Regions from separate parts of the Mus musculus genome. Here region 1 is linked to region 2. The links are chromatin contacts, found by Hi-C or POLR2A ChIA-PET in ENCODE. All regions are on one chromosome and are shown on one strand. Each heading gives the region's core, a stretch centred on a gene start or an enhancer-like site at or near the end of the contact. The rest is flanking DNA. Distances are from core to core; before and after follow the strand shown.

Region 1 (5,263 bases), core at 2,574-5,073, 190 kb after region 2:
TCAGGCAAAATACCAATGTGGTACCTGCTCCTTAGACCTGTTCTGAGTTCAATCCCTAAATGCTCCACAAGGGTGAGAGAGAAAACCAACTCCCAAAGCTGTCTTTTTTTCCCCTTATTTACTTATGTTTTTTTTCTTTCTTTCTTTCTTTTTTTTGGTTTTTCGAAACAGGGTTTCTCTGTGTAGCCCTGGTTGTCCTGGAACTCACTGTCTAGACCAGGCTAGCCTTGAACTCAGAAATCTGCCTGCCTCTGCCTCCCAAGTGCTGGGATTAAAGGCGTGCACCACCACACAGCTCTATTTAGGTATTTTTGAGACAGAGAATCACTATGTAACTCTGACTATCCTAAAACTCACTGTGTAGACCAGGCTGGCTAGAACTCAAGAGATCCACCTGCCTCTGCCTCCTAAGTACTGGGATTAAAGATGTGTGCCACCATGTCCGGTAAAAAGCTGTCTTTTGACCTCTGTATGAGGACATACACACACCATTAATAAATAAAGTACTTAAAAACTCCCCCTGGCTGGGCAGTGATGGTGCATGCCTTTAATACCAGCACTTGGAAGGCAGAGGCAGGCAGATTTCTGAGTTCAAGGCTAGCCTGGTCTACAGAGTGAGTTCCAGGACAACCAGGGCTACACAGAGAAACCCTGTCTCAAAAAGCCAAAACATAAATAAAAAAATAAAAATAAAAAACTCCCCCTGACTCTGTCACTTAGAGAAATGGAATTCAACCCCAATGAGAGGCAGCATGGAGTAAGATTCCCATAAATGGTGTTGACCAGTGGGTCACTAATCTGACACCACAGCCCTGCCTGTAGCAGGGTCTTCACAGCATGCTGGGACACAGGCACATTATCCTCACTCTCTCAGGTGAATGCATCATCTGATGCCACAGACATCTCTGTAACCATCAAATCCCAACATTCTCGGCAATGCCCATCGTCAGCATCACTCCACAGCTTCCTTCATAAACACTAACTCCCAAAGGAACAGAGAAATGAAGGAGCACCCATGGACCCATTAACAGGCCATGAGCATATAAACCACAATGGATTTTCCTGAAGGATCCAACACTTAGGAGTCTTTGTATGAGCTAGGACGAGATATAACTGTCTTACAATGCCCATATCACAAACAAGGACAGTCTTGTGTGCTGTAGTAATAATGTTTCCTGGGTTCAAGGGTAACTACCCAGTTGGCTGGCTTGAGGCCAACAGGGACCTATCATCCCAATGCCACATATCAGAACCAGAGGCAAATTTATTTGTTTTATGCTTGTGTGTAAAGGCTGTTCCCCACCCCCGCCACACCCCGCCCTGTCCTCTCCCACAGCTGAGACTCCACAACGCCTTTTCTCTGGAGCATAATTCCACCATGCATGCCCAGATGAAGCTCTCTGAAAATGTCCTGTTCCATCCAGAGAGGAGATCACTGCTGCTGGGCACAATCACTGTTGTGTCTTCAATGCCCTGATGTTTCTAACTCCACAGAGACCCTAACCACAAGTATTTAAAGCACCAGACCAGAGGACTCCTGCAGACGCTGGGCATGTGGCCACAGTACTGTCACTGTTTCAGGTGTCAGTGCTAATCAAAGAAAAAAAAAAGTCGTTTTGATGACTCACATGTTTGTAAAGTCAGAGAGAGCGATGTTCACACCCAAGGAACAAGCTAGACCAGACGTTGAGACAGGTAAATAACCCAGCTGGGATCAAGAAGGAGATCAGGGGCCAATATGGAGCAGCAGACTCCTTCCCAGGTGGGGACTACCCTGCTCAGAGGAGCCCTGGACCTTGAAAAAAACCTAAAAGTGAAAATGAACGTTCTCTTTCTGTTTTCCAGACATGGTTTCTCTGGGTAGTCACGGCTGTCATGGAACTTGCTCTATAGAACAGACTGGCCTCCAACTCAGAGGTCTGCCTGCCTCTGCTCCCCAGCACAGGGACTAAAGGACTACACCACCAGCACTTGGCTGACATGCAGAGGATGTTTAATAATGGTGAGAGAAAGGAATCATGCGCTTATCTACTTAGAGAACGAGAAGTCCAGCTCTTTCAAACAGTAAATACACACTGTGCGCACACTCCAGAACCAGCTGCTTTACCACTGCTAATCTCTTCTCTGAGGAGGCCCAATGCTCTGACCCAAAGGCCTGATATCTGTGCTGTATGCATGTCAACCCAGCATGAGAACCATGCTGTTGAGGCTGTTTGCCTCTGTGCTTCACACTGCTGGACCCACACGGGCCGTACAGCTTGTGCATCGTGAAAGCACTGGGTGGGTGAACAGTGCCCATGGTAAGTCTCACACCTCTGTACTCTTTATGTGCTAGTGGCCCCACTTCGGGTAGCACGTCATAGGAAATCTGGCAAGACTCCGTTGACAGAGGAGAGGAGGAAAGAGGATCCAGCAGGAGGCTGTGTGGATATGTGGTTGAAGCTGATGGGGAAAGGAAGAGTGGAGCAGGGACAAGCAGTCTCTCCAAAGCACAAGTTAACACTAAGCATTTCTGAAGCCAAGCCCAGCCCTTCCCACACTCCCCCATTGGAAAGGTAACCCCCCAAAGCCTTTCTGAGCAGGGCTGTCACCCTGGGACGCCCAGTTAAATACCAGTCAAGGCTGCCTGGCTGTGCAGAGGTCTTTTCACATACCCTGCAAAGTAAAACCATGACTCTTCCTTTCCTGCGCTGAAGATGCCTGCTGTGAACTGAAGCTGAGAGGTGCTTGGGGAGGACTTACAGAGAAGATCCAGCGCTACTGTTCAAAAGGAAGGGTCCTCCACTGATGTCCTGGCAGTCATCACCCTTGACAAGTCCTAACTGCTAAGAGTGGTAGATGTCTTACCTACACACTCAGCTGTTATTTACCAGACCGCCAGTACTCAGAGCAGTAAGACAGGGCTAACAAGACCCCAGAGAATGAAGTAAAAAAGCAGAGTAAAAGGGACTCGGGAAGCGACCAGGAAGGTAGAATTAGTCCAGTGATATAAGATGACAGGCCCACTGCACATTAATTCCTCCGGAGTCAGCAGCCCCTGTGATCCAATCCCACCCACTGTTAGCTACGATTTTACCTTAAATATCTAAATTAAGAGGCAAGCTCAGGCAAGTGCCAGTGATGCAATCTACCTTGTGTATTTTTTGCCATGCACCCGGAAGTTAACAAAAATCACATCGCAGCAGACCTATTTTCTCCCTGCACAGGGTGCGGTGTCTCTGAGCAAACCCCTCCGGCGGCAGTGCGGTGAGCACCGGGCCCGTCGTGCGGTATCTGCCGCGCGGCCCATTCCAGGCCCTAATGGACTCCAAAGACCTGCTGCTGTGACTTCTTAGTAGCCACCAGGACCCGCGCCCGCTTGCCGACGGCTCCTCAAGGCAGGGCCAGAGGATACCGCAGCGACACGCGCAGAGGCCGCCCGCTCCCGCGACAGGCCGCTCCCACCTCGCGCGCCCACAGCCAACCCCGGCCTACCGTTGCTGTAGGCGTACGGGGATTCAGCTGCGCCGTCCTGAAGGCTCTCCAGGATCTCGCCTTTGCCCACGTCGCTGTCGCCCACCAGCAGGAACTTGAGCAGGTAATCGTAGCTCTTCACTGGACTGCCCTGGGTGCCCATCCTCCCGCCCGCCGCACCGCGGCCCACGGCACCGCCGCCAGACCTGCGGGCGAAGGCTGGTGAGCGGCCGTGCGGTCAGGACGCTGATGCTCCCGCCCGCTGGCCACCGCCCCCAGTGCACCCGCCCCGCTGCCGCCAGCTTCACCTCAGCCTCCTAGCCGCCGCCGCCGCCGCTGCCGCCGCCGCCACCCGCCGCTTCCCGCACGGCACCGCGCAGCCCCGCAGCCCCGCCCCCGGATGCGCCGCCGCCATTGGCCACCCTCCGCCGGCCCTCTCCGGGCCATTGGCCTGGCAGCCTGGCCGTCACGGTCGCCCCGCCCCCACGTCGCCCCACACAAGGTGCCGCCCAGCCCACGGTCGCCCCGCCCTGCCCACTCGCCACTGCTACTGGCCCGCTGCCACCCTCTTTCTCACTTCTGTTGGTCTACATGCTTGTCTATCACTGAAGTCCCGTCCCCGCTATTTCGTACACAGTGTTGCTGAGGCTGGCGTTTTTCCCCGCCTCCTCGCTGTGACCATTGGCTACTTCCCACTGATTTTCCGAAATCATTGGTTGCTCTTGCATGTCCATCCCAACCCCTACTGCTTCCTGCAGGATGCCTCAGAGCCATAGTAGCCGGGCACCGACCTGCAACATCCTGGCCTCCCGCCCCCTCGTCATCACCATTGGCTACTACTGCTAAGGCATTTGTGCCATCTAACATCGATCATAACCTCCTAGGCCCACCCCTTTCCTAATTCGGGCCAATCAAGAGTCAAACATTACACAAGTCTACCCTTCCCCCCTCGTGGACAAGCGGAAGGGTAGAGATAACTCCTGCTTCAGCTGAGTCCCGGGAGGAGGGTGTTGGAAGGGGGCAGGTTATCTATCAAGCTGCGTTGGCCGGCCGCTCTCACAGAGACCCAGAAGGGAAGTAACAAAGTTCGTCGTACACTGTGGGGCTCGCCTTCCCTGAGGGCAGGGCGGGGACAGCCACTTAGTGTTCGCCCTGGAGGGGCAAGCCTCTCTCCCTTGTGGGCTGTTCCAAGGGGTGGGACTTCCTCCTGGCTGCGGAGTGGGCGGGGCCGCTACTGAGTGTTTTGGCACAAGGATGGCGGCTGAAGTCCACCTCTGAGCTGTCTCTTGTGGGGGACATCCTTCCCAAAGCGGATCCTGAGGGCTTGGACCAGCGACTGAGCAGCGTTGGCCCGGTGAACTCCAGGATGGGCAACGCATTGCATGTGCACACTCGGTCGGCCAGCTCCAAGGCTGGAGGGCCACGGACAGCGTTCTTGGTTAAGAGTGCATTCACAAGTCACATAAATAGCAAAAAATTTAAAACGTAAAACATAAGCCGGGCGTGGTGGCGCTCGCCTTTAATTCCAGCACTCGGAAGGCAGAGGCAGGCGAATTTCTGAGTTCGAAGCCAGCCTGGTCTACAGGGTGAGTTCCAGGACAGCCAGGGCTATACAGAGAAACCCTGTCTCAAAAACCCAAAACCAAACCAAACCAAACAAAAAACAAAAAAAACCGTAAACATAGATTGGGACCAACGCTCTTGCACTGTAAGCCTAACAGTATGAGTTCGATCTCCCTCCGGTGACTGACCATCTGTAATCTCCATCTAGCTCCGGCTCCTATAATAAGAAAGAAAGGAAGTAAAGATA
Region 2 (5,433 bases), core at 130-2,629:
TTCTCTCCCCACCCCCCAAAAAAGGCTGACAGAGGGACAGAAATGACCTTTCCTAATTAGAGAGGGGATGGATATGGCCCTCAGATGGGCCTGGTCCAAGGGAAGTCAGCTTTAAGGTGAAGAGGAAAAGAAAAACAGAAAGCTAATATATGGGGTACAAGGCGGCACTCTAAGGCCACGTAGCCTCAAAAGTAGCACTGCTGTTTCCAACACTGGACTACCTGGCGTGCCTGTTTCTAGCAATTCAGATAGGTGAAACTGGCCTCAGAACCTGCTGAGAGCCTATTGGCAACATAAAAGAACCAATACCATGGCAAACCCCATGCTATGGCCACACACCTGCACCCCAGGGCCTATGAGGTCAGCCCGAAGCACCAAAAAGGCCCGTTCTCCACTTGTGGATGTCACATTGATATAATCTTCTAAGATAGGAGGCCGTCTCAGGACAGGATTGCGATTTCGGGGACTTGGCAATGTCTGCATGAGGTCTTTGTCAGCATTAGCATCTGAATACCTAGGAGAGACAAGCAGCTCCCTGTCACTCTCAAATGGGGTGCTTGACCCACACTCACTCCTCTTGCCGTCCCATAGACATCCACTTCCAGAGCCTCATGCAGGGACAGGCAGCTTTCCAAGTCAGAATTACATGCCCTTAAGCAACACACCCAGCATCCAACATCTCAGGGAAGACCTCTGGACTCGGTGGAGGGGTAATGTCCCCAGGAGGGGAATCTGGATATAAGAGCTCCTCCATATCTGGCTCAAAGTTCAGCTTCTTCACCACGTCCAACCTGGGTCGTTTGACCATGGGGCCTGCAGAGACAGAGGCAGAAAGAGGTGAAAGAATAGAAAACTGATCCTCAGAATTCCCCGACTTTAAGTGCTCAGTCCCCAATCGGACATACTGGAGGGCGCGGGCTGGTCCCTACGAACATTCTTTCTAGTATTGCGGTTGACATTTCCTGGCGACCCTGCAGGGCAGGGACGCGGGACAGTGTCCCCACCAGCGATGGCCTCTTCGAAGGTTAGCGGAGGGCGGCTCGCTGGAGTTTGGAGGGTCCCAGGAGGAGCCTGGTCCCGTGTTCCTGCTGAGACAGAGGTTGATAGCAGCAACACACATTAAGAAGCGAACTCCCAGCCGTTACCAATCCCATCCACACAGCTCTCCATGCTGCAGCAGGATGCAGCCACGACCCAGGACCCGCGCCCACCTTCCAGCTCAGCCAGCACTTCGAGCTCAGCTGCGAACTGGTTTTGGAAATCATCCTCCACACCATACAGATCTTCCTCGTAGTCTTCCATGGAGCCAGACCACAACTCCCACAGCTCAGAGTCCCTCAGAACTTCCCGCGCCGCCGCCACCGCGCGCTACCCCGCCCCGAGAGCCTCCAATACCGCCAATCAACAGCCGACGTTCCCAGAGGCGCCCGCCATTGGCCAGCGGGGAAGGGCGGGTCTTACTCCCAGAGGGCGGGAGGAGAGGAATAATAGTTCAATGGTTGGAGTGGAGGATCAAGAACGCTTTCTATTGGCCTGTACAGTAAGTAATCCGTGGGGGAGGCGGGGAAATAGGTGGGACTAAAAAAGCGCGTGCGCAGACTATTCGGGTAGGGCCTTACCATTCTTCAGTGGGCGGAGCTCCAGGCCCGGAATGCCATTGGCCAGTACGACCATCCATTAGGAAAGTGGAATGGGCAGGGTGAAAAGGCGGAGCTGCGCGCCAGCCAGGCCAAGACCTGGTTCCTAGTATAGGGAAGCGAGGTTGGATGCAGAGCTGAGAATTGACATCCTGGTCCCTTGGCCCTGTTGCAGGTAAGTCCTAAAGGGTCTGCCTGTGGTCACAGGCTGGTGGGAGGCAAGTTAGGGAGCGCTTGAAGTCCTGGGTGGTCCTGGGCAATAACCTAGCGTGAAGTGTGTAGGCGTGAGCTGGACAACCAGGCTGTTTATTCCACTTCAAGTCAGGGAGAGCTCCCTAACCCTGAGTCCATGGCAAGTCAGAATCACCTGACCTTGGCCAGACTCCCATTCCGGAGCTGACACCCCTGGCATGGGCCCTTGTGGAAGACATAAAGGGTTCCAGCAGGTTCTGGCCCCAGTAAGTGTGTACAGTACTTGAAGACCAGGTCAGGCACCCTCCTACCCCAGGCTCACTCCCACCTGCGTGCAGCCCCACCATGGAGCCTGGCAGCATGGAAAATCTGTCCATCGTGTACCAGAGCAGCGACTTCCTGGTGGTGAACAAGCACTGGGACCTGCGCATTGATAGCAAGACCTGGCGGGAGACCCTGACCCTACAGAAGCAGCTCCGACACCACTTCCCAGAGCTGGCTGACCCTGACACCTGCTATGGGTTCAGGTACACAGCCAACATGGAGAGCCCCACTGCAGCATCCTTCCAAAGGATGCTGGGACACTGGACTCTGCCACAAAGGTGCTAACCAGAGCACCACAGGGTCCAGCCACTGCTGCTCTTCTGCCCGTTCCCAGGTTCTGCCACCAGCTGGACTTCTCCACCAGTGGGGCACTGTGCGTAGCCCTGAATAAGGCAGCTGCGGGCAGTGCTTATAAATGCTTCAAGGAACGGCGAGTCACCAAAGCCTACCTGGCACTGGTAAGTCCTGGCCAGTTCCTGGGATGCTGTGTGGAGACCCAAGGCTCACAGCCTACTCCAGCAGGCCTCTCAACTGAAGCTCCGTGCCAGGCTTATGTGCCTATCTAGAGCTCAGCCACATTCCTCTCAGAGATGACAGTGTGGCCCAGTGAGCTGCATGTGATGTCCTTGCTCGACAGGTCCGAGGCCATGTCCAGGAAAGCCAAGTGACGATCAACTATGCCATTGGCAGGAATAGCACGGAGGGGCGGACGCATACCATGTGCATCGAGGGCACTCATGGTAATAGTGGTTTGTTGTGGGGGCCATGGGCATGTCTCCAAAGCCTGCGTGAATGGGAACGGCCAGACAGGTGGAAATTGGAGTTGGCTCAGGCTCTAGGGCTGGCCCAGTGGGCCCTTACACTTTAGTTTTCATCTAGGTTGTGAGAACCCAAAGCCAAGCCTCACAGAGCTGCTGGTCCTGGAACACGGCCTATATGCTGGTGACCCTGTGTCCAAAGTGCTGCTAAAGCCACTTACAGGTATGTCCAGGGCAGGAGTTCATCATATAAGAAAGGACCCCGAGGTATAGGCATTGTGGCCTGCCTGGGTCTATACTAGGTGTGCGGGCAGAGCCGATAGCAAGATCTTTGCTGGTGTTTGCATGTACCCTGGCTGTCAAGCTGATCTCTCTGGCTAGATCAAGGGTCTCCCTGACTGTGCCCTCACGGCCCACCCCGACCAATCTCTTGACCTGAGTCCCAATGTCTGATTTGTAGCAAGAAATATAATGAATCCCATACCAAGGGCCTGCCCCACCCTGCCCTGCCCTTCCTTCGCAGTAGCACAGATCTGCAAAGCAGCTAATCAGAAGAGAACCGTACTTTTCTTTCTTTCTTTTTTTCTTTCTTTCTTTTCTCTCTGTGAAGCTTTGACTGCCTTGGAACTCACTCTATAGACCAGGCTGGCCTCGAACTCTGCCTGCCTCTGCCTCTGTCTCTCCAGAGGGACTAAAGGCAGGCGTGTGCCATGACCGACTAGCAAGGGATCCATCCTTTAAAAAAGAAGACTGGGTAAGCAGGTGTGGTAGCATTTGTAGCACCCTAGAGATAGAGGCAGGAAGATCAGAAGTTCATACCTATCTTTTAACTACGAAGGCGCTCTCTGCCAAGCCTGACAGCCTGAGTTGGAGTCCCAGACAAACATGGTGGAAGGAGAGAGGAGAATCTTAGAAGGTGTCTTCTGAGCATTGTGAAATGGTGGCGCACGCCTTTAATCCCAGCACTTGGGAGGCAGAAACAGGCAGATCTCTGTGAGTTTGAGGCCCATCTGGTCCAAGACAGCCAGGGCTAGTTTGAGGCCAGCCTGGTCTACAGAGTGAGTTCCAGGACAGCCAAGGCTGCACAGAAAAGAAAAGAAAAAAAAAAAATATGTATATATATATATATATACCCTGTCTCAAAAAAAAAGTTGTCTTCTGATTTACTTCAACAGTGTAGCATCAAGCAGGCACATGTAGGAACACAACACACACACTCAAAATTAAAATATACTTTAAAAAAACTTTAAAAGGAGAAAGAAGAGAGTTTATTCCTCAACACTGTAACACACAGCAGCAAGCCGGGGGGCTGCCCGGAGACTCCGCAGCCAACCCAGAGAACTTGTTGGATACTGTAAGAGCAAGGGATGTGACAAAGAATGGTTTTCCTCCCAGCCTGACCTCCCGTCCCTGATCCCATAGGCCGGACACACCAGCTTCGTGTGCACTGCAGTGCCCTTGGCCACCCTATCGTGGGTGACCTGACTTATGGCCAGGCTGAGGACCAGGAGGACCAACCTTTCCGCATGATGCTGCACGCCTTCTACCTACGCATCCCCACACAGGCAGAGCGCGTGGAGGCCTGTACGCCTGACCCCTTCCTGCCTGCCCTCGATGCCTGCTGGAGTCCCAGTACCTGTGTTCAACCCCTTGAACAGCTCATCCAGGCCCTGAGGACTGACCCTGACCCAGACCCTATGAGTGGAGGGCCAAGGCCCTGCAGCCCCTCCACCCCACAGCCCAGGCCAGGTCGGCCCCCTCCTGAGACTGAGGCACAGAGAGCATCGTGCCTGCAGTGGCTATCAGAGTGGACACTAGAGCCGGACAACTAAGGGCCTCTGGGCTTTGGGGGTTGAGAACCACACCATCCAGCAGCTAGGCAGCCATGATTGCTGAGGACAGGGTTTTCGGGCAGTGGGAGAGATGCCCAGTAGGTAAGTCTTCTCTCGCTCGGCATTTCTCCAGAGGAAGCTCAGGTTTTCCTTCTGGTACAGCATTCTGCCTCTTTAGCCCCAGGCTTGCCCAAACCCCTAGCCAGGAAGGGCAAGGCCAGGAACGAGGATCCCCCAGGGCCCCACAGTGCCTGAGAAGGACCATCCTGGCATTAGCCTACCTGGACTTGGGTCACCTGCAGCCCCCAACCTGTCTCTTGCTGCCCGCCACTGTCATGTGCCTTTGCCTTTCCTGAACTCTGCCAGGGCCTCACCTCCTCTGCCTGCATCTAGCGCTTGGCCCCAATGCATGGGAGTGTGTTGGGGCATCTACAGAGGCATCCTCCATGCATGCCCAGTCCTCTAAGCCTGCCATGGATGCCGCTTCTGTTCTATGGGCTCCTAGCTGGAGCGTTGACATGTCACCACCTGCCTGGCTTCCACATAGCCATAGATTATCAGCGCCAGCCTTCGGGTCCTCTCCTGGGAGCCTTCTGGGCCTCACATGTCTGCCACAACACAGCCACAGCACCCTGGCTGTAGCTAGGGTCTAGGATTAAGAATAAATGTTCAGTGATCAATCTTGAGAGT

What was found. Hi-C counts contacts between places; a loop is a spot of excess contacts on that map. ChIA-PET counts read pairs that join two places held with the same protein, here RNA polymerase II (POLR2A).
Region 1: a map of T-helper 2 cell shows a loop between it and region 2 (4-fold over the local background). The contact joins the promoter of Rab40c here to the promoter of Chtf18 in region 2. A Hi-C loop is called at or near these places in 1 of 37 maps with a recorded cell type or tissue (T-helper 2 cell). POLR2A ChIA-PET finds 5 or more read pairs at or near these places in 1 of 5 experiments (embryonic stem cell).

What each region holds. Positions count from the first base shown.
Region 1 is chr17:25,915,891-25,921,153 of GRCm38, forward strand. It overlaps Rab40c (Rab40C, member RAS oncogene family), which reads right to left and starts at 3,824. Exons shown (of 7, transcript NM_139154.2): 1 at 3,762-3,824; 2 at 3,475-3,659. The coding sequence starts at 3,616.
Region 2 is chr17:25,726,036-25,731,468 of GRCm38, forward strand. It overlaps Chtf18 (CTF18, chromosome transmission fidelity factor 18), which reads right to left and starts at 1,380. Exons shown (of 22, transcript NM_145409.2): 1 at 1,212-1,380; 2 at 906-1,085; 3 at 666-813; 4 at 340-514. The coding sequence starts at 1,302. It overlaps Rpusd1 (RNA pseudouridylate synthase domain containing 1), which reads left to right and starts at 1,682. Exons shown (of 6, transcript NM_028009.4): 1 at 1,682-1,812; 2 at 2,168-2,356; 3 at 2,488-2,611; 4 at 2,791-2,893; 5 at 3,033-3,134; 6 at 4,334-5,429. The coding sequence starts at 2,175. The coding sequence ends at 4,743.